Linked DNA regions of Homo sapiens: region 2 is linked to region 1. A link is an interaction called in ENCODE POLR2A ChIA-PET data of the cell type or tissue named here. Cell type or tissue: HepG2. All regions are shown on one strand. Links, peaks and the distances in the headings refer to the core of each region. The heading gives the core; the rest is flanking DNA. Region 1 has its middle 42 kb from the start of SPOCK2. Region 2 overlaps CHST3 (carbohydrate sulfotransferase 3).

Region 1 (10,820 bases), core at 2,978-5,477:
TTGCTGCTCCCTCATACTTCAGGCCTTAGTTTCTCTCTTTAAAAAAAAATTGTATAAATATAAGAGGTACAGGTGCAGTTTTGTTCCATGCATAAGGTGAAGTCTGGGGTTTTAGTGCAACCATCTCCTGAATAGTTTACATTGTACCCATTGAGTAATGCCTCACCCCTCACTCTCTCCCACCCTCCCGAGTCTGCAGTGTCCTTCATTCCCCTCTGTGGGTCCATGTGCACTCCTTTTTTTTAGCTCCCACTTACAAGTGAGAATATGCGGTATTTGACTTTTTTTCTGAGTTGATTCACTTAAGATAATGGCCTTTGACCAGGCGCAGTGGCTCACACCTATCATTCCAGCACTTTGGGAGGCCAAGGTAGATGGATCACCTGAGGTCAGGAGTTCGAGACCAGCCTGGCCAACAGGGTGAAATCCTGTCTCTAGTAAAAATACAAAATTTAGCTGGGTGTGGTGGTGGGCACCTGTAATCCCAGCTACATGGGAGGCTGAGGCAGGAGAATCACTTGAGCCCAGGAGGCGGAGGTTGCAGTGAGCTGAGATCACGCCACTGCACTCCAGCCTGGGTGACAGAGAGAGACTCCATCTCAGGAAGAAAAAAAAAAAAAGATAATGGCCTTTGGTTCTATCCATGCTGCTGTAAAAGACATGATTTCACTCTTTTTTATGCCTGCATAGTATTTTATGAGCATATATACCATATTTTCTTTATCCAATCAACCATTGATGGACACTGAGGTTGATTCCATATCTTTGTTATTGTAAATAGTGCTGCTATAAACATACAAATGCAGGTATCTTTTTGATACAATGACTTCTTTTCCTTTGGGTCGATGCTCAGTAGTGGGACTGCTGGATTAACAGTGGTTCTAATTTAGTTCTCAGTTTCGAGTCACCTTCTCAGGAGGGCCTTCCTGACCTGCCTGGGTAGAGCAGCCCAGCCTGCTGGGTGCTGGTGACTATTTTCACATGCTTTATTTCTGCCTCATCGTCCTGGATCCACAAACTTGTGAAATCCATGGAGCTCAGCTTTGTCTGGCTTCCCCCACTGCCTCCAACACCCAGCACAGGGCCTGGCTTGCAAGGGGTGCCTGGTCCCTCTGCACGAGGCCCAGAACTATCATCGTAGTTCACTTGCTCACAGGACAGGATGACAGGAGGGCAAGCTGCACCAGTAGGTGTTCACGGATGCATGGGATAAAGGCAGGGCCCCACACAAGATAAAAATGCAGGGCTCTAGTTCAAGGATTCCTGAGCAAGGTTAACGTCAGTGGTGAGGCCATGTTTGTACCATGTGCCTTTGGTATGATGTGAGGGGAAGAGCACTTTACCTCTGGGGTCCTCCCAAAACCCCATAACTCAGTGGGCACAGTGGCTCACACCTATAATCCTAGCACTTTGGGAGGCTGAAGCGGGCAGATTTCCTGAGCTCAGGAGTTCAGGACAAGCCTGGCCAACATGGTGAAACCCCATCTCTACTACAATACAAAAAATTAGCCAGGCATGATGGTGCATGCCTGTAGTCCCAGCTACTCGGGAGGCTGAGGCAGGAGAAGCTCTTGAACTGGAGAGGCAGAGGTTGCAGTGAGCCAAGATCGTGCTACTGCACTACACCCTGGGTGACAGAGGGAGACTCTGTCTAAAAAACAAAACAAAACCCATAACTCCAGTCTAACCAGGAGAAAATCATCAGACAAATCCAAATTGAATGACATTCTATAAGATAACTTACCAACACTCCTCAAAGACTATGAGGAATTTCAAGACGACAGCAGAGTGTTAAACCAAACGCCAAGCCCTTCTAAGCACAGGGCCTGGGCGATAGCACAGGCCACATACCTGGGAAGCAGCCTGGGCAGGAGGCCTGAGAAGCAAATGTGGGGTGCCCCAGGCCCCCACAGCCCTTGGAAGCAGGAAAGGCGTCCCTGTGAAGGAACCCTGTGGGTGGGGGTGAGGATGGGGGAGGAACCAGGGGCCTGAGCTGCAGAAGGGGTAAAGGTGTGACTGCGGGCAGGACCCAGGGCCCCTCTCTGAGGGTCCTCAGCACAGGGGGGCTGCCATGAAGTTGGGCACTGCCCATGCAGGCCATGCAGCCCATCTACAAAGAGACCCCCATAGCTGCAGGGCCCCAGCAGCTGGGACATCAGAGTTCAGCCACCCACAACCCATGAGTGTCCCCTGCATCCCGAGTCTGCTCCTGTCCCCAGCAACAAGCAAAACAAAGATGGAAGGAGCCCCCTCAGTGTCAGAGACCCCTCACCGTGAGGGTTCAGCTCTGACCCCCACTAGGGCGTGCAGAAGCAATGCCCAATCAGGAACAAGACCAGCACTTTAAATTAGACAGGACTCATTCAGAAAACTATGTCAGCAGAAAAACAGAGAATCTTCTCAAGATATCTCCAAGGGGTAGAAATTGGGGCATTTGGCTTTCCCCAGCTGATAGCAGTGTTTGGGTGGAAAGTAACATGCCTTCATATTCAGGTCAAACTGGTACAGATTCCTCAGCAGTTCCCAATGAACTCTACGGGGAATGCAAAGAATGTTCTAATGAGGAAGGGGTCAGGAGGCCTGGGCTCTGGTTCTCTGTTGCCAATTTGCTGTGTGATTGGGATGAGTCCTTAGCCCTCTCTGGGCCTCAGTTTCCTTGGCTGAACAGTAAGGAAGCTGTTTGGGGTGAGCTCTGGCAGGCAGGAGCCTACTGTCCTCACTCTCCTGCAGGGCTGGCAGGGAAGGGAGAGAGATAGGCTGGGTGAGAAAGGGTCTCTGGGGAAAGGAGGAGAAGAGGGGCTTTCCTGGGGCTGATAGAGGCAGGGGAGCATCCGTGCAGAGGTGACACGGGGCGCCGAGGGGGAGGTTCCGCTGTGGTTAGGAGCTGAGTTCAGAACTCACACTTGGGTTTGGATCCTGGCTGTGCTGTCTACTTGCTGGGTGACTTTGGGCAAGCAGCTTAACCTCTCTGGGTCTGTTTTCTTATCTGCAATATAGATGAAACGGCCATCCCTATCTCACGAGGGTGCTCTAATTAGATGAGGCAGGGCCTATGAAAGGCAAAGGTGGTCAGGATGATTGAGGGCAATGGCGCTTTGCGAGCTGATACTACCTTACAACAACCCTGAAAGGTGACACTGTCAATCCTTGAGCCCTGAAGAAATGGACAATCAGTGCAAGAAAGTGTCACCCAGCAAGAAAGTGAACAGGACCAAGCTCCCCTACTCCACGAGGGTTCCCCAGAGGCATGTACAATGGAAATTGACAACAGGAAAATCAGCAGCCCAGTCACCATTTGAAAAGAAGCTCATGGCCCGATGCAGTGGCTCACGCCAGTAATCCCAGCACTTTGGGGGCCAAGGCAGGTGAATCACCTGAGGTCAGGAGTTTGAGATCAGACTGGCCAATATGGTGAAACCCCATCTCTACTAAAAATACAAAAATTAGCTGGGCATGGTGACAGGTGCCTGTAATCCCAGCTACTCAGGAGGCCGAGGCAGGATAATCGCTTGAACCTGGGAGGTGGAGGTTGCAGTGAGCCAAGATCTTGCCACTGCACTCCAGCTTGGGCAACAGAGCGAGACTCTGTCTCAAAAAAAAAAAAAAGAAAAGAAAAAAAGAAAGAAAAGAAAGAAAGAAAAATGATGAAAGAACCACCCCCCACAAAAAAATGAAAGGGAGACAGACAGGAAAGAAAGGAGGGCAAGAAGGAAGGAAGGAGGGAGGAAGGAAGGAAGTGCAGACAAGCCCCTGACCCATAGCACTGCACACAGCCTCTTCCCAAATGCCCTGGTGCAACCATGCCAGGACGGCCTGGAGCAGCACCTGCTGGCCACTTCCCTGGCCGCACGGTGCTGGCATCCTCCCTGCAGTCCAGCAGCCGTCCTCCACTGGCCATAAAGGCCCCTTTCTCTGGTGGCTGTTTGTGTTGGGCCCTACCCACCTCCACGGGCAGCCTCCAGACACTGCTGGCAGGCACGAGGACACAGTCCCTGCCCGCTGCTGAAGGGCCGCCTTTGTGGACACATGAACCAGCCGGCTGGTGCACCCTGGCCCTTGGAAGCCAGCTGCTTCCCCCTCCTGCTCATCCAGGAGGTAAACAGGACCGACAGCCAGCCTCTGCCACGTTCCCAGCCCCCTCCCCACCCAGCTCTGCGAGGTCCTGAATCCAGGAATGAACACACAGCCCCTGTTCTTCCTCAACCCACAACATAAGTCACTGCTTCTCTGGCCAGGCAGCATGTATCACAGGCACCACTGACGCGTGCTGCCTGGAAACAGGGCCCAGTCCTGCTTCCGCAGGCCTCCTGGAGCTGTGGGTGAGGCAGGACCGGGATCCGCCTGGGGCCACAGCTAGGGACAGTTCCAAGGTGTATTTCTCATTTTTAAAACACTGCATGTATTTAAACATGCCCTGCCTTGTTCCAGAGAAGATCTAAAGCAGCTACAAGGACACATCAGATGCAACCAGTGTAAATGAAGACTCGGATGAAATGCTCAGAATGACTTTTTTTTTTTTTTTTAAGAGACAGGGTTTCACTCTGTTGCTCAGGCTGGAGTGCCGTGGTGGGATCCTAGCTCACTGCAGCCTCAAACTCCTGGGCTCAAGCAGTCTCCCTGCCTCAGCCTCCTTAGTAGAGACTATAGGTGCACGCCACCACACCAGGTCGAGATTTTGAGTATAGTTTAAAACAGAGGAACATCAGAAGCCATGTAAATGTTCAATGATAGGGAATTGATTAAATAAATTACAATATAGCCACACAATTCAATTCATAATATTTATTATGCAGTGATTAATACTGAAGTTATAGGTATAGAACCTAATTAATTTACTACTTATGTATTTATAGAACCTAATGGCAAGTTTGTATGTATAGGCCTAAGAGGATTTTTCCTCAAAGGGAGCTAGAAGTCTCATGACCTTCTTGAAATGACTATGGCCTCCAAGAAGTCAAGAGTCACAGTATAAACTCTATGTATTGTAAAATCCCACTTTTACGTATGTGTGTAGTCTGGGAGGCTGTACCACAAACTTCAAAGTGTCCTTATCTCTGAGTATTAGAATTGTGTATTTTTTCATCATTCTTCTACCAGCGTGATCTATGCCCTTATCATGGTAAGCCACAACTGTGGCCATACATCTTCAAGCAACCAAAGCAAAACCAAAAATGTGGTCAGTTACTATTTCCCAGTGTTCATAGGAGAAAATAAGTGACTGCTTTTGGCATTAAAGAGGGTAGAGAGTTCTCTGGAGAGGCAGGGCAACTGGGAAGGAGGCTGGCTCATAGAGTGTGAGGACAGGGTGCAGGGAAGCCTCGATGAGGGGCTGAGGCATCTGCAAATATCAGACAATCCATCTGTCCAGGGGAACACCTGGCAGCCTCCCTCGGCTGGCCCCATTCAGGAAAGGGGCTGACTCATTTCTTCAAAATAGGATAGAGTGAGATGGGGTCAGACACTCGCTGTTCGCTTCTTCATAAGAAGGACAGGTAGCAACATCGCAAAGAGTCAGCCAAGAGTTGTCGACTGTCTGGCACAAGTAGAAGAATATTTGGAGGTTACTGAAATCAGAATATACAGAAAGCTGTTCACTCCACCCAAGCCTAGGAGGGCTTTTCCACCAACCTCAGAGGAAAATCTACAGAACATATTCAAAAGTGTTCCAAATATCTATTGCTGAGTCACAAATCACCCCAGAACTTAGTGAACTAAAGTTCACAACAGCAATCCTTTTATTATCTCTCATAGTTTCTGAGGTCCAGGAAATCAGGATGGGCTCAGTTGGGTGGTTCTGGCTCAGGAAGGATCTCATAAAGTTGTAGTCAGATGGAGGCTGGTGTTGGAATGGCTCAAGACTGGAACAGCTAGGGATGGCCGAGTGTCTCTCTTCATATAGTCTCAGGGCCTCTCCATGTGGTCTCTTCATGTGTGACAGCTTGTGCTTCCTAACAGCATGGCAGCTTCAGGATGGCTAGTCTACTTATATGGCAGCTCGGGCCTCCAAGCCCAAGTATTCTAACTGACCAAGCAGAAGCTGCATCACATACTATAGGCTAGGATTGGAAGTCATCCGTGTTACTTCCATTGCTTTCTATTGGCTATGAGCAAGCAACAGGCCCAACAGATTCAAAGATGCAGGACACAGACCTCTCCATGGAAGGAGTGTCAAGGTCACTCAACATCATGTAGATTGAGGGATGTTGCAACCATCTTTGGAAAATATAATCTTCCACACAGAGCCATCACCAATATCCAGAGCAGGTAAGAACAAACTGAGGCAAATGCAAGTCCCGAAACCTTTGGCCTTTGAACATTTGACATTGACACCCTAAGACTACCTTTTATCTACACCAAATTCAGCCATCATAGGCCTCAGTTAACCCACAAACACTTTGAGCTGTGATAGGCCCAAGTGTCGGCCAAGAAATGAGCTTTGGCAGTGGCCATCTTTGTCTGTCAGCAAGGCTGAGTTTGGGCAATTATTTAAATACACTGTTGAGGCTGGGCGCAGTGACTCATGCCTGTAATCCCATCACTTTGGGATGCCAAGGCGGGTGGATCACCTGAGGTCAGGAGTTCGAGGCGAGCCTGGTCAACATGGTGAAACTCCGTCTCTACTAAAAATACAAAACTTACCCAGGCGTGGTGGCACACACCTGTAATCCCAGCTACTCGGGAGGCTGAGGCAGAGGATCATTTGAACATGGGAGGTGGAGGTTGCAGTGAGCCGAGATCACATCACTGCACTCCAGCCTGGGTGACAGAGTGAGACTCCATCTCAAAAAATAAATAAACAAAAATAATAAAATAAAATAAAATACACCACTGAGTTTTACCCATACTATCTGATTTTTGAAAAATGAGTAGAGGCCGAGCACTGTGACTCACACGTGTTATCCCAGCACTTTAGGAGGCTGAGGCAGGAGGATCACTTGAGCCCACAAGTTCAAGATCAACCTGGGCAACATAGTGAGACCTCCATCTCCATTAAAAAATTTCTTAAAAGGTGGAAAACAGAAAAGTGGACCTACAGATGGAAATTATGGAAAAGGTGTTTGCTCCCACCCCTAAGACAGCTGAGGCTGAGACGAGTTAAGAGGGGCTCTCATCCGCCCATGTTGGATGAGAGTTAGCTGTGAGTTAGTTCTCTGGTGGAAAACAAAGAACAACAGCAACAATAAAAGAACAAATAAAACAATGTGTCTATCTAAAGTATTTTGGGATACAGTTATACAATGCCTGGGATTTGCTTTAAAATATTCCAGCAAAGAAACAAAAAGTACATAGAGGGACCAAGATTTGTCATGAGTTGCTAATTGTTGAAGCTAGGGGTGGGTACATGAGGGGTGTTTGTTTGTTTGTTTATCTGTTTGTTTTCTGAGACGAAGTCTTGCTCTGTCACCCAGGCTAGAGTGCAGTGGTGCAATCTCAGCTCACTGCAACCTCCACCTCCCAGGTTCAAGCGACTCTCCTGCCTCAGCCTCCCGAGTAGCTGGGATTACAGGCGCATGCCACCATGCCCGGCTAATTTTTGAATTTTTAGCAGAGATGGGGTTTCACCATGTTAGCCATGGCTGATCTCAAACTCCTGACCTCAAGTGATCTGCCCACCTCGGCCCTCAAAGTGCCGGGATTACAAGCGTCAGCCACCGCACCCAGCCATGTGTCAATTTTCTTAAGTTAATTGATTGATTCATAATCAAGAAAAGTCTTCAAATGGTTATTGTTGGCTGTTCCTTTCTTTTCCCTGTAGTATTCTTTTGCTGTTTTTGAACTTGTTTTGTCTGCCAAGGGAGCAGGTATCTTTAGTGGACAAGGGGTACCAGTCATAAAAGATTAAGAGACAATTATGGAAGAGTAAATGTTAAATAGAATGAATTTTGGTCATTAGCCTAATCCCAGACCTCCCCCGATCCCATCCACTCCCTGACTTGAAAAACCTCCGTTGGATTTCCCTGGCCACCTCCTGGGCCTGGTTGCCAGAGGCGTTTTCTGACGCAATGCCTAGCACGCCCTCTGGTGGCTACTGGCAGAAGTGCATAGGTCCGTGCTGTCTTTCTGAGCTCACAGAAGCCAAGTTTTAGAGCTTCCACTAGAGGTCACAAACTGGTTGCTCTACAGGCTGAATGCGACCTATAGATGTGCTATCTATAAAGCATGAATATAGGGACCAGGTTCTTAATATGTTACCAGCATTTAAAAATCTAGATATTTTACGTACAAATCCAGATTTCTGGCTTCTTTGGAAAGCCAAGTCTGACAATGACAGGCAGAGACCCGCACTCTCCAGTTACCCGTCTGGCCTCTGTGGTTTATGTTCAGTTTCTCCAGCACACAATCCCTGTAGTGGGCGGAATAATAAGTCCCAAATATTTGTGTCCGCCAGGAACCTTGGAATGTGACCTTATTTTAGAAATAAGATCTTTACAGATGTAATTAGTAAATCACCTGAAGATAAAATCATACTGGATTTGGGGTGGGCCCTAAATCCAACAATTTATGTCTCTATAGGAAGAGGGAGAATACCAGCTGGGTGCAGTGGCTCACATCTGTTATCCCAATGCTTTGGGAGGCCGAGGAAGGAGGATTGCTTGAGGCCAGGAGTTTGGGATGAGCTTGGGCAGCATAGCAAGACCCAGTCTCTACAGAAATTTTTAAAAATTAACCAGGCTTGGTGGCTCACACCTGTAGTCCTAGCTGCTCAGGAGGTTGAGGCAGGAGGGTCACTTGAGCCCAGGAATTTGAGGTTACAGTGAGCTATGATCATACCGCTGCACTCCAGCCTGGGCCACAGAATGAGACCCTGTCTCAAAAAAAAAAAAAAAAAAAAGAAGAAGAAAGAAAAAGAAGAAGAAGGAGGACAAGAAGAAGGATAAGGAGAAAGAGGAGAAGAAGAAGAATGAGGAAGACGAGGAAGATAGACAGGCACAGAGGAGAAGGCCATATGGAAATGGAGACAGCCTAGAGTGAGGCATCTGCAGGTCCAGGAATGCAAGGATGGCTGGCAAACACAGAAGCTGGGGACAGGCCTGGCACAGATCCTCCCCAAGAACTTCAAGAAGGAGCCAACCCCACTGACACCTTGAGTTTGAACTTTTGGCTGCCAGAACTGTGGAAGAATAAATTTGTGTTGTTTTAAACCACCCAGTGTATGGTCATTTCTCATGACAGCCCTAGAAAACCAACATGCAATCCCCAGGAAACCCTTGCCCTTCTACAACATCCCGCAAACAGGCCTCTGCTCTAAAGCCTCAAGGGAGGGAGAGCTCACATCTCCCAGCTGAGTGATGGACTAATCATTGGAAAGTTCTTTCTGCTAAACCGGTACACAACACAAACAACACAAAATCAGGCTAGAGTCTATAAAAAGTGGGGGGAAGTGTACCTGGAAAACACTGAAAAAAAGTGGGTTGAAACAAGATCATAAAAAGAAAGAAACCCTGCTGGTAGTGGGATCAGGGAGGGCTTCATGGAAGAGGTGGCACCTGAACTGGGCTTCAAGGATGGCTATGACAAGACAAGCAGAAACTGGTGGGAGTGCAAGGCATATTCCAGGCGATAGAGCAGTGAAAGACCCAGAGGAGGAACGTGTGGGTCATGCACAGTAACATTCATCCATCCCTTCCTTGAATATTTCTTCACCAAGCAGTGAGCAATGAGCTTAGTTGGATGAAGTTATGTGGCCAAGTGGGGTCAGTAGGTTGAAATGAAACAGCAGAGTCTAAATCTTTACAAAATCCTGGGTCCCCAAGCATGCTAAATAAAGAATTTGACATTTACACACCTCCCCAGGGGTTTTCCTTCAAGCTATTTCACTCACCTCTTGTATAGAGAGGGCTGTTGGTTTTGTGTCTTTCCAGGGTCCCTTCCCCTGGTAATAGACCCATGCCCTGGAGGCAAGCATGGGCACATGACTGGCCCAGACCTGGCCAATCACTGCATTCCATCCACCTGGCAACAGTAACGGATCCAATCAGGGTCCTTCCCTGGGATTAATATGCAGATTTCGGGTGCAACCAGCTCTCTCTGTCTGCTGGGGCAGTCTTGTTCCCTGCTACATGGAGACAGCCCATCAGGAGTCAGACAGAATGAGGCCAACAGGTGAAAAGAAACAGTAAAGCAAAGACGGTCAGCATGGAGGAGCCCTGGGGTGCTGAACTCACAGTTGCCATCCCCAAAGACCTGGTTCCTCAAATTCTTCCTTCAATTCCAAGACTTGCTGCAGGATCCCCATCTTCTGTGAGAGCCAATACATTATTTCTCTGTCTAAGCCAGTCAGAGTTAGGTAGGTGTCTGTCACTTGCAACCAAAGGCTCTTGGCTGGTACAGTCCTGTTTCTAAAACCCTGCCCCTGCTGACCAAGCAACCAGTGAAAGCAAAGGGAGACGGTGCCCATCCTGGCAGCAGCCCTCTCTCCGGTTCAGACAGGTCACTCCAGGGCACTTTCTGATGGGTGCTTAGTGCTGAAAAGGGTGACGCTGAAAAAGCACAGGGATGTGAATTGAAGTCAATTATGAATAGGGTAAGAGAAGATAACAAATCAGACTCTCTCCAAAGGACACACATGCCCACCCTCAGTCATTCCTTTGGATTACAGTTCTCTTTGAAATATAAGCTGGGACAAAAGTTCAAGAGGCAGAAAGTAGGCCAATTTGCCAAAATACCAAAATACCTTAGATGCAGCCACCAAATTTACTGGTGCAAATTTTGTAAATCAAAATTACTAAAAACTTGTTTTTTTAACTAAATATAACATTTTCAGAAATTCATGTAAAGTGTTGACATTTTGGTTTCCAACAAGAAGCAGCTGGGATATG
Region 2 (10,820 bases), core at 3,569-6,068, 58 kb before region 1:
TGAGCCACCAGCACCTGTGGATATGTGAGCTTGCATGGTAAGGACTGTCCAGATGGGATTAAGTTAAGGATTTTGAGTTGAGAGATTATCCTGGATTATCCAGGAGAGCCCTAAATATAATCACAAGTGTCCTTATAAGAGGGAGGCAGAAGATTTGACTACAGAAGAGGAGTGTCAGAATAATGCATGGTGAAAAAAACTATCAGCCATTGCTGGTTTGCAGATGGAGGAAGGGGGCATGAGCCATGGAAAGCAGATAGCCTCCAGAAGCTGGGAAAGGCAAGGCTGCAGACTCTCCAGAAGGAACCCAGGCCTTTTGGCACCTTCATGTTAAGTCAGTGAAACTGACCTCACACTTCTGACATTCAGAACTGTACGATAATCAGTGTGTTGTTCCAGCTGGGCACGGTGGCTTATGCCTATAATTACAGCACTTTGGGAGGCTGCAACGGGAGGATCTCTTGAGGCCAGGAGTTTGAGACCAGCCTGGGCAACCTGATGAAACCCCTGTCTCTACAAAAATAAAAAAATTAGCTGAGTGTGGTTGCACGCATCTGCCCCGGCTATTCAGAAGCTGAGGTGGGAGAATCTCTTGAACCCGAGAGATTGAGGCTGCAGTGGGCCATGATCATGCCACTGCACTCAGCCTGGGCAACAGAGCATGACCCTGTCTCAAAAAAAAAGGAAAGAAAGTAAGTGTTATTTGAAGGTACTAAGTTTGTGGCAATGTGTTACAACAGCAGTAGGAAACAGATACGGGGCTGTCATTAACCCTGCTTTACAGATGAAGTACGGGGGCCAGGCAGTCACCTGGGCTCACCCAGCTAGTGGGCTACCGAGCTGGAAGAACCAGGTTGTCCGACCCCTTCTTCACTGCCCACCACACCTCACCACACTGCCCCCTCTTGGCAGTCAGACAGACATGGGTTCAATCTCAGCTCTGTCATCTTCTGTCTGTGTGTCCTGTGCTGCTGGTGAGGCTTGTTTGGCCAGGGGGAGGCCCCAGGAAGGGGAGGGGTGGAGACCAGTTGGAAAGATAGGGTGGGCCAGGTTGTCCCCAGGTGGAAGAGTTTGGACTTGATTTTGGAGGAATGGAGCCCACAGGGCACTGTCTGGTCTCCTCTGCCATATTTCTTGATGATGCCTCAGACCCGCAGGCCTGCTCAGTCTTTGAGATCTGACATAATGCAGCAACCCAGCTCCCATTGAGAACCTCAGGATTGGGACCAGAATCATCATTCTACTCCTTGTCACCCACAGCCAGTGACAGCCATTTATCTGGGACGGCCAGTGAGCTCCTGTTTCCCAGGAAGCCAGCAGTGGCCCTGGTGCCTCCAAAATGTTTCTTCCAAGATTCTCCTAGAACCATGCATTTGGGACCATGCCTTTTTTTTTGAAAAGGAGTCTTGTTCTGTTGCCCAGGCTAGAGTGCAGTGGCTCAATCTTGGCTCACTGCAACCTCTGCCTCCCGGGTTCAAACAGTTCTCTTGCCTCAGCCTCCTGGGTGGCTGGGATTATAAGCACATGCCACGATGCCTGGCTATTTTTTGTATTTTCAGTAGAGACGGGGTTTCACCATGTTGTTCAGGCTGGTCTGGAACTCCTGAACTCAAGTGATTCACCTGCCTCGGCCTCCCAAAGTGCTGGGATTACAGGCGTGAGCCACTGCGCCTGCCCAAGACCATGCATATTTTTTAGAGTAAAAGTATGAAATACAAACAAATACAGAGAGTTTTCCAGATGAGGCAGGAAAATAGGGTCTAGAGGCAGGGAATGTAAGGCCAATCACACTTCAGCTATAACAGGAAATACCCTCTCCATAGCTCGTGCTCTGTAAATGACTTTGTAACTTTACTTCATCCTCTCCATTTACATAGGGCGTACCCAAAATAACAAATGGAATCCTCTAGAGGGTATTTAAACTCCCCAAAATTCTGTAACGGGCCTTTTGTTTGTTTGTTTGTTTTGAGACACAGTCTCACTCTGTCACCCAGGCTGGAGCGCAGTGGCGCAATCTCAGCTCACTACAGCCTCCGCCTCCCAGGTTCAAGCAATTCTCCTGCCTCAGCCTCTCGAGTAGCTGGGATTACAGGCATGCGCCACCGCACCCAGCTAATTATTGTATTTTTAGTAGAGACGGGGTTTCATCATGTTGTCCAGGCTGGGTTCGAACTCCTGACCTCAAGTGATCTGCCCGCCTCAGCCTCCCAAAGTGCTGAGATTACAGGCGTGAGCCACCATGCTCGGCTGACGGCCTTTTGAGCTCCTGTGCTCGGGCCGCCCCACGCTGTGGAGCGCACTTTCTCAGTAAATCCCTTCATCCCTTCCTTGCTTTGTGCGTTTTGTCTAACTCTGTGTTCAAGACACCAAGAACCTGGACACCCTCCACCTTTAACACAAAGCCACACCACAAGTTGGTGACAGGTCCTGAAAGATCAGTTCCTGACTAGGACTCTGATCTGTCCACTGCTGTACAGCTGCTCCCTTCTGGCTAAATCAGCTTGCTCAGACACAGAGCATAGTGGTTGAATTTGTGGACTGTGGAGCCAGGCTTCCTGTGTTCCGATCCCAGCTCTGCCTTTAACTCAGGGTAAGTTTTCTCATCCCCTTGCCTTTGATGGGGATGGTGACTATTATCCATAAGCATTATCCAGGGTTCTTCCAAAGATTAAGTACATTTATGTACATGAAGTACTTGGAACAATTCCTTGTTCACTGTGTTAACTTCTGTTACTATTCAGCTCCTCTAGGGCAGGGGCTGTGTCTTTTCCTTCCTGTTCCTAGTGCCTGGTTCCATGCTTGGCCCAGAGCAAGTCCTCAGCAAATGAATATACTTGTTTCATGTGAGCTTTTGTCACTCAGAGATTCTTTAGGTACTTTCCCAAAAGCTTGCACTCTTACAAATTTCCATCTTAGTTCTTCAAATCTTTCTTCTCCTCCTTCCTGCCGCAGAATTGCCATAGAGCAGCCTGAAGCTTGCTCTGCCCCTTGCAAAGTCCAGTGAGCCGTTCAAAGATAACCCAGATGTCCCAAGCCTCCCAGCCAGAGTGCCTGTGCTGCGCAGCTGGCGTGGTTGCCCCAGTCTCCTTCGCCCCAAGGCCATGCTTGGCCGACCCCCTGACCCGCTGAGGTTGCGCAGAGCTTTTTGGGCCCTGTAGCAGCACTGCTTGGGCACCAAGCCTTGCATGGTCTCATGGGACTCACTGCCTGCAGCCGCTAGTCCCAGCTCCCCTCCTTACCAGAACCCACACCATGTTGTCCAGCTGATGGGGGATCACATATCATGCTATTCCCTCCAGGATCCTGTCCCCTGTTTTTCTCCCCCTGCCATGAGGAGTAGCATCCTCATTTAGCCTTTCCCTCAGAAAGTCCCCACGCTTATCACTACACATGAATAGATCCCAGGAAGGTCACTTTCTCATGGTTCTGCAAAAAGCCAAACTCCAGTTGAGGTCCAGTTTGAACCCAACTAGTTCACTCCTCTGCCCTAGAAAGGCCATTTCTGCTCAATCTTACTGCCCCACCTCTACTTCCAACTTGCAAAGATCTCTTGAAACCCTGCCTCCTGTTGTGGGAGCTAGTTTTCTTTTCTTTTTTTTCCTTTTCATTACACAGTTTCATTTTGACATAACAGTAGATTCACACGCAATTTTAATAAATTGTACAGAGAGGTCTCATGAATCTGTTACCCACTTCCCCCTATGGTAACATTCTGTGAAAGCCTAGCCTAATGTCACAATCAGAATGTTGACTTCATACAGAATCCCCTGTGGTGCCCTTTTATAACTACACTCACTTCCCTCCTGCCCCCACCCCTTCCTTGACCCTTGGCAATACTAGTCTGTTCTCCATTCTTACAGTTTTGTCATTTCAGGAATGTTCTATAAATGGAATTATGCAGTGTGTAACCTTTTGTGATTGGCTGTTTTCACTCAGCACAGTTCCCTGGAAATTCATCCAAGTTATTGTATGTGTATCAGTGTTGTTTTTTTTTACTAAGTAGGTAAAACAAGGGACACAGACCTGTTCTCCTGGCATCCCTCCCTGGTTAGCAAGAGATTCAGCAGGCCGCTGCCACTCTGGCCTTGCTGATAGCTAGTGTGTGTGCAGGCAGCAGCTCCCGCTGTCTGTAAGAGCGCCAGGGTAGTGAAGTTGGGTGCTCTAAAAGTAGTGGCTCTCCATCTTTGCTGATTCTAGGTTAGAATCACCTAAGGAGCTTTAAGTAATCTTGATGCCCAGGCCACACCAATGCAATCTGAATCTGGAGGTGGCACCCAGGCCTCAGTGATTTGTAAACTTCTCTGGATGATTCTTATGCTGTCAGAGTTGAAAACCAGTCCTCTAAAACAGCCGCAGCAGATTCACAATAGCTGTGCCATCCTCCACCCATGATAGATGTCACAGAGCAATCGCAGCACTCGTATTTTCAAATACGGCGCTCCAGGCAGCCCCTTCCCATCTGTCAGCTTTGGCCCGGGGTGGAAATTGACTTGCCCTCTTAGCTGAGAAACCGTTTGGCCATGGCCATGTCCAGGTGTGCCCAGGCCCGAGGCCTGACATGTTAGGTGAGTGTCCCTGTAAGTAATGCTGGAAAGGTGGGCCCTTGACCGATAGGAATAGTTGCAGCAGGCAGAGATCGCCTGGGGCTGGTTCTATAAGATAAACCCGAAGTGGATCAGCCAGTGTCCCTCCCCTGCAGCCCAGCATGGGGAGAGATGTACCCAAGAAATACCAACCAACAGTGCCATTGGCATAGACGGGCTCTGGCTGACATTTGTTCAGACCAGCAATAATGCCCAGCCTGTGTGCAATCTTCCCAATTTTCGGAGCTCACACAGCTTCCTTGATGCTCACAACAACCCTGTGGGGCCAGCCTAAGCTCAGAGAAGTTAAATTCCTCACCCAACGTCAGCAGAGAGTAAGTGGGAGAGCTGGGACCCACTCCAAGTCTGTCCGAGTTCAGGGCCATCTGTCCAACGCTCAGAGCAGTTAGACAATTGACCTCTGTTTCCACTGGCAGACCGAGTGTAGATGGGCTCCTCTGTGGCCATAGATCAGTCAGAGGATAGCAGCAGACACATGCGGACCAAGCCTCCTGCTGCCCAAGACCCCTGTGGCCCCTCTCTCCCTAACCGCTGCTTCTCCTACAGATCTAGTGCAGAGATGTTGGACAGAACACAAGAGGTTGAAGTCAGGGCGGGAGCAGGAAAAAAAAAAAGAATAAGAAGAAAAGAGGCTGGAGTTCCTCCTTTCATCACAGGAATAAAACCCCTTCCTGCTGTCAATGGGACCATTAAGTGGGAGTTTGAGGAAGCTCCAGAGGATTCAAATTCTGTTGCCACTGTATAGAAACAGAGGAGACCGACGCAGTGACTCACATCTGTAATCCCAGCACTTTGGGAGGCTGAGGCGGGCAGATCACTTGAGGTCAGGAGTTCAAGACCAGCCTGGTCCGCATGGTGAAACCCTGTCTGTACTAAAAATACAAAAAAATTAGCTGGGCGTGGTGGTGCCTAACTGTAATCCCAACTACTCGGGAGGCTGAGGCAGGAGAATGGCTTGAACCCGGGAGGCGGAGGTTGCGTTGAGCCAAGATTGTGCCACTGCACTCCACCCTGGGTAACAAGAGTGAGACTGTCTCAAAAAAAAAAAAAAAAAAAGACAGAGGAAATAGAAGTAGGGTTGGAAGAAAACAGGGAGCAGAAGAAATTCTCCTCTCTGTCCTGTCCCTTACTTGATCATTCTCCAGGATCAGAAAGCCTCCTTAGAAGGTCAGGAAGGAGGATAGAGCAAGAATTAGGGATCCTAGACTTATGCATGGAGAGTTTTTCTCTACCCGGTTATCTCAGAAATCCTGTAATGGAGCCGTCTTTCCAGAGGTGCAGAACAAAATGGGAAGCTGTGGCCATTGTGTAGCCATTGAAGGCTAGCCCATGGTCCCCTCACAGCTTCCATGGGCTTCTCCCGAGCATGTGCACGTATGATGCACCCATTGCATGTATACGTACATGCACACATTTCTGGTCAAAAGGTTGATGATTGATAAAACTGACAAAAGCTCCAAACCCCACAAATGAGCACAGCGTTTTGTAATAATGAGCATGACCAAAATGGGAAAAAATAGGGCACATGAGGGATGAGGGAAGAAAAAGGACTCCAGGGCCCAGAAGATTCCTAGGCTTCCTTAGCCACCTCCTCCTAAAGTAGGGGTAATAAGTACATGGCACATGTGCCAGCCCTTCCCCTGTGATATAGTTGGGATATTTGTCCGCACCCAAATCTCATGTTGAATTGTAATCCCCAATGCTGGAAGTGGGGCCTGGTGGGAGGTGTTTGAGTCATGGGGGTGGATCCCTCATGGCTTGGTGCTGTCTTCCTCATAGTGAGTTCTTGCCAGATCAGGTCATTTAAAAGTGTGTGGCACCTCCCCATTCTCTATCTCTCATTCCTGCTTTTGCCATTTGAAGTGCCTGCTCCTGCTTTGCTTTCCGCCATGATTGAAAGCTCCCTGAGGCTTCACCAGAAGCCAAGCAGATGCCAGCACCATGCTTCTTGTACATCCTGCAGAACCAAGAGCCAATTAAACTGCTTTTCTTTATAAATTACCCAGTCTCAGGTATTTCTTTATAGCAGTGCAAAAACAGCCTAATACACCCTATCTATACACACAGCAGACATCACTACTCAACTGCCATGTTCTTTCCCACAGAAAACAAGCCTGATCTCAGGATTCTTCTCATCAAAGTGCTCCAGGCTGCCAATTACCAACCTATTAGCTTTTACTCATGAGATGAAAATGATTTGCCAGGCCGGGTGTGGTGGCTCACACCTGTAATCCCAGCACTTTGGGAGTCCGAGGCAGGTGGATCACTTGAGGTCAGGAATTCGAGACCAGCCTGACCAAAATGGTGAAACCCCATCTCTACAAAAATGTAAAAATTAGCCGGGCATGCTGGCACTCACCTGTAATCCCATCTACTCAGGAGGCTGAGGCAGGAGAATCTCTTGAACTTAGGAGGTGGAGGTTGCAGTGAGCTGAGATTGCGCCACTGCATTCCAGCCTGGGCGACAGAGCAAGGCTCTGTCTGACAGAAAGAAAGAAAGAAAAAGAAAGGAAGGAAGGAAGGAGAAAATAATTTGCCAGCCTCAGCTTGAGCCCAGGAGTTCGAGACAAGCCTGGACAACAGGGAAAGACCCTGACTCTCCAAAAAGCTTTTTTTAAAAATAGCGAGGTGTGGTGGCACATGCCTGTGATCCCAGCTATTTGGGAGGCTGAAGCAGGAGGATCACTTGAGTCCAGGAGGTTGAGGCTGCAGTGAGCCATGATCACACCACCGTATTCCAGCCTAGGCAGTGGAGCAAGACCCGTCCTCAAAAAGAAAAAAAAAAGTTGGAAACCTGATACAGTCACCATTTTTGTCAGGATCCCTCTTGCTTGTTCTGGGTTAGGTTCATCACAAAGCTGCTTAGATGGACTTGGTTATTCAAGTAAATATTAAGCGCTAACTGTGTGTAGGATGATGGATTGGGACACAACTCCATATGCTTTTTATTTCCATTATTTTTATAACTTTCTCTTATATTGATATTTTAGTAACATGGTAACAAATTTAAACAATAGAAGAAAGTAGAAGTTAAAAGTCAGTGACAGTTCCCACCCATTCCCCAGTTCCCTCAACCACTCTTGTCAATCTCTTCTTTCCATCTCCAAAGATATCCAGCATTTGCATGGATCCAGTCCAGTTTGTAGGCAGTTGGTAGCATGCCACGCATACTCTTGCCCTTGCTTTTATCACTCATGTCTTGAACAGCATTTTATGTCAGCCCTCCAGAACTTCCTCTTTCTTTTTAATCATTACAGAGTATTGCACTGATAAATGTACCTAACATTGAGCTAACAAGTTGCTGTTTTTTGTTTTGGTTTTGGTTTTGCCTATTAACATGCATTAATGTCATGGTTAGCCTTTTGTAATTATAATCGATTTATTGTTGTATATGTCCTTGTTGTATCCATGCAAATATATCAGCAAGATTAGTTCCTAGAAGTGGAATTCCTGGGTCGAAGAGTGTTATAGCAGTCCTTTGGGGCTGCTATAACAAATACCATACACTGAGAAACTTACAAGTAGCAGAAATTTATTGCTCATGGTTCTGGAGGCTGGGAAGTCCAAAATCAAGGAGCCAGCAGATTTGATTTGGGGAGGGCTGCTCTCTGCTTCCAAGATGGCACCTACCTGTGGCGTCCTTACCTGGTGGAAGGAGCAGACAAGCTCCCTTAGGGCTCTAATAATTTTTCTTTTTTTTTTTGACACGGAGTTTTGCTCTTGTTGCCCAGGCTGGAGTGCAATGGTGTGATCTTGGCTCACCGCAACCTCCACCTCCCACGTTCAAGCAATTCTCCTGCCTCAGCCTCCTGAGTAGCTGAGATTACAGGCATACGCCTCCATGCCCAGCTAATTTTGTATTTTTATTAGAGATGGGGTTTGTCCATATTGGTCAGGCTGGTCTCAAACTCCCGCCCTCAGGTGATCCACCTGCCTCGGCCTCCCAAAGTGCTGGAATTACAGGCATGAGCCACCATGCCCAGCCTCTAAAAAGAACACTAATCCCATTCATGAGGGCTCCACACTGGTGACCTAGTCACCTCCCAAAGGCCCTACCTGTTAATGCCAGCACACTGGGATTCGATTACAACACAAAAATTTTAGAGGGGCACAAACATTCAGCCCATAGCTAAGAGTATGCATATTTAAAACTTGTGATGGTTTGGCCAAATCATCCTTCAGAAAGGACACTCCCATGAACATTATGTATTAGGACGGGACGGGCTATGCTGTAGGAACAATTAGTCCCCCAAATCTTAGTATTTAACACAGCAAAGGCTTGTTTTTTCTCTTGCGTCACATCTGATGCAGATGGGGTGGCTCTCTAAGCAGCATCCCAGGGATCCAGGCTGCTTCCATTGTGAACTAAGCCAGTTGGAACATGTGGCCTCCACTGTTGCCACAGCCAGGGGAGAGAGGCCTGGATGAATGTGTGGGAAAATTTTAAGCAAAGTGGCTTACATCACTTTCACCCACATCCTACCTGTCAGAACCAGTCATATGGCCTCAGCCTGACTGCAAAAGAGTCTGGGCAATGTGGAGGAGCCCCTGGCCACTCGATGAGCCTCACGTCTCTGCCAGTCGGTTCCCCAGAAATTCACCCACACAGTATATTCCAGGGCGTTTTGTTCTTCGCTAATTAAATATATGAAAAATGGCGTCATGTAGACTGTCGTTCTGCCCTGCACGTCTGTGCTTTCTTTGGGCAGTTGCCCTCCGCCTTTTTCTGCTGAAATATTCATAGGGGATTATGTTCACTCCAGACACACTCCAGTGGCCTTCCCCAAATTTTCCCAAAACCCCAAAACCTTTTGTGGGGAAGCCCTAAGACATTCTATATTTTGGCTGTTACAGGCATACCTCAGAGGTATTGCAGGTTCAGTTCCAGACCACTGCAACAAAATTAATATCACAATAAAGCAAATCACACAAATTTTTTTGTTTCCCAGTGCATATAAAATTTACATTTACACGGCCGGGTGCAGTGGCTCGCACCTGTAATACCAGCACTTTGGGAGGCCAAGTCAGGCGGATCACCTGAGGTCAGGAGTTCGAGACCACCCTGGCCAACATGGTGAAACCCCGTCACTACTAAATATACAAAAAATTAGCCAGGCATGGTGGCAGGCACCTGTAATCCCAGCTACTCGGGAGGCTGAGGCAGGAGAATCGCTGGAACCCGGGCGGCAGAGGTTGCAGTGAGCCGAGATACATGCCATTGCACTCCAGCCTGGGCAACAAGAGCAAAACTCTGTCTGAAAAAAAAAAAGTTACTTTTATACTATACTGTAGTCTATTAAGTGTACAGTAGTATGTCTAAAAAAAGTACATAACTTAAAAATACTTTATTTGCTGAAAAAAATGCTAACAATCATCTGAGACTTTAGCAAGCGACTTGTAGTCTTTTTGCTGGAGAGGGTCTTGCCTCAATGTTGATGGCTGCTGACTAACTGCTGAAGAGTAGGGTGGCTATGGCAATTTCTTTCTTTCTTTTTATTTTTTTTGTTTTTGTTTTTTGTGTTTTGAGACAGGGTCTTGCTCTGTTGCCCAGGCTGGAGTGCAATGCCACAATCATGGCTTGCAGCAGCCCTGATCACCTTGGCAATGCCCCGACCTCAGCCTTCCGAGTAGTTGGAACCACAAGTGCATGTCACCACACCCAGCCTATGTTTTTATTATTTGCAGAGACACAGTCTCACTATGTTTCCCAGGCTGGTCTCGAACTCCTGGGCTCAAGGAGTTCCTGGGCCCGCTTGGGCCTCCCAAAGTGATGGGATTACAGGTGTGAGCCACTGCACCCAGCCACAATTTCTTAAAATAACACAACAATAAAGTTTGCTGCATCAATTGACTCTTCTTTTCATGACGGATTTCTCTGTAGCATGCAATGCTGTTTGATTCACAGTAGCACTTCTTTCAAAATTAGAGTCAATTCTTTCTAACTCTGCTGCTGCTTTATCAACTAAGTTTATGGAATATTCTTTTTTTTTTTTTTTTTTTGAGATGGAGTTTCACTTTTGTTGCCCAGGCTGGAGTGCAGTGGCACGATCTCGGCTCACTGCAACCTCCACCTCCCAGATTCAAGCAATTCTACTGCCTCAGCCTCCAGAGTAGGTGGGATTACAGGCGTCCGCCACCACGCTTGGCTAATTTTTTGTATTTTTAGTAGAGGCAGGGTTTCACCATGTTGGCCAGGCTGGTCTTGAACTCCTGATC

The links. ChIA-PET counts read pairs that join two places held together with the same protein. Peaks named below come from ENCODE experiments on the same cell type or tissue, not always from the same donor. Only the 100,000 strongest peaks of a DNase experiment are listed, where the experiment ranks them.
Region 2: POLR2A ChIA-PET joins it to region 1 with 12 read pairs; 7 of 35 experiments call an interaction of 5 or more read pairs at or near these places.

What each region holds. Positions count from the first base shown.
Region 1 is chr10:72,040,676-72,051,495 of GRCh38, forward strand. No RefSeq gene overlaps it. Among named protein-coding and RNA genes, the nearest start is that of SPOCK2, 42 kb to the right of the region's middle. In HepG2, for the core only: a CTCF peak has its summit at 3,830 (motif pointing left); a DNase peak (open chromatin) is centred at 3,956.
Region 2 is chr10:71,982,074-71,992,893 of GRCh38, forward strand. All of the region lies in intron 1 of CHST3 (carbohydrate sulfotransferase 3), which reads left to right. Among named protein-coding and RNA genes, the nearest start is that of CHST3, 23 kb to the left of the region's middle. RefSeq lists enhancers at 2,895-2,944, 3,005-3,074 and a silencer at 9,546-9,719. In HepG2, for the core only: no CTCF peak of the experiment used is centred there; DNase peaks (open chromatin) are centred at 4,958 and 5,299.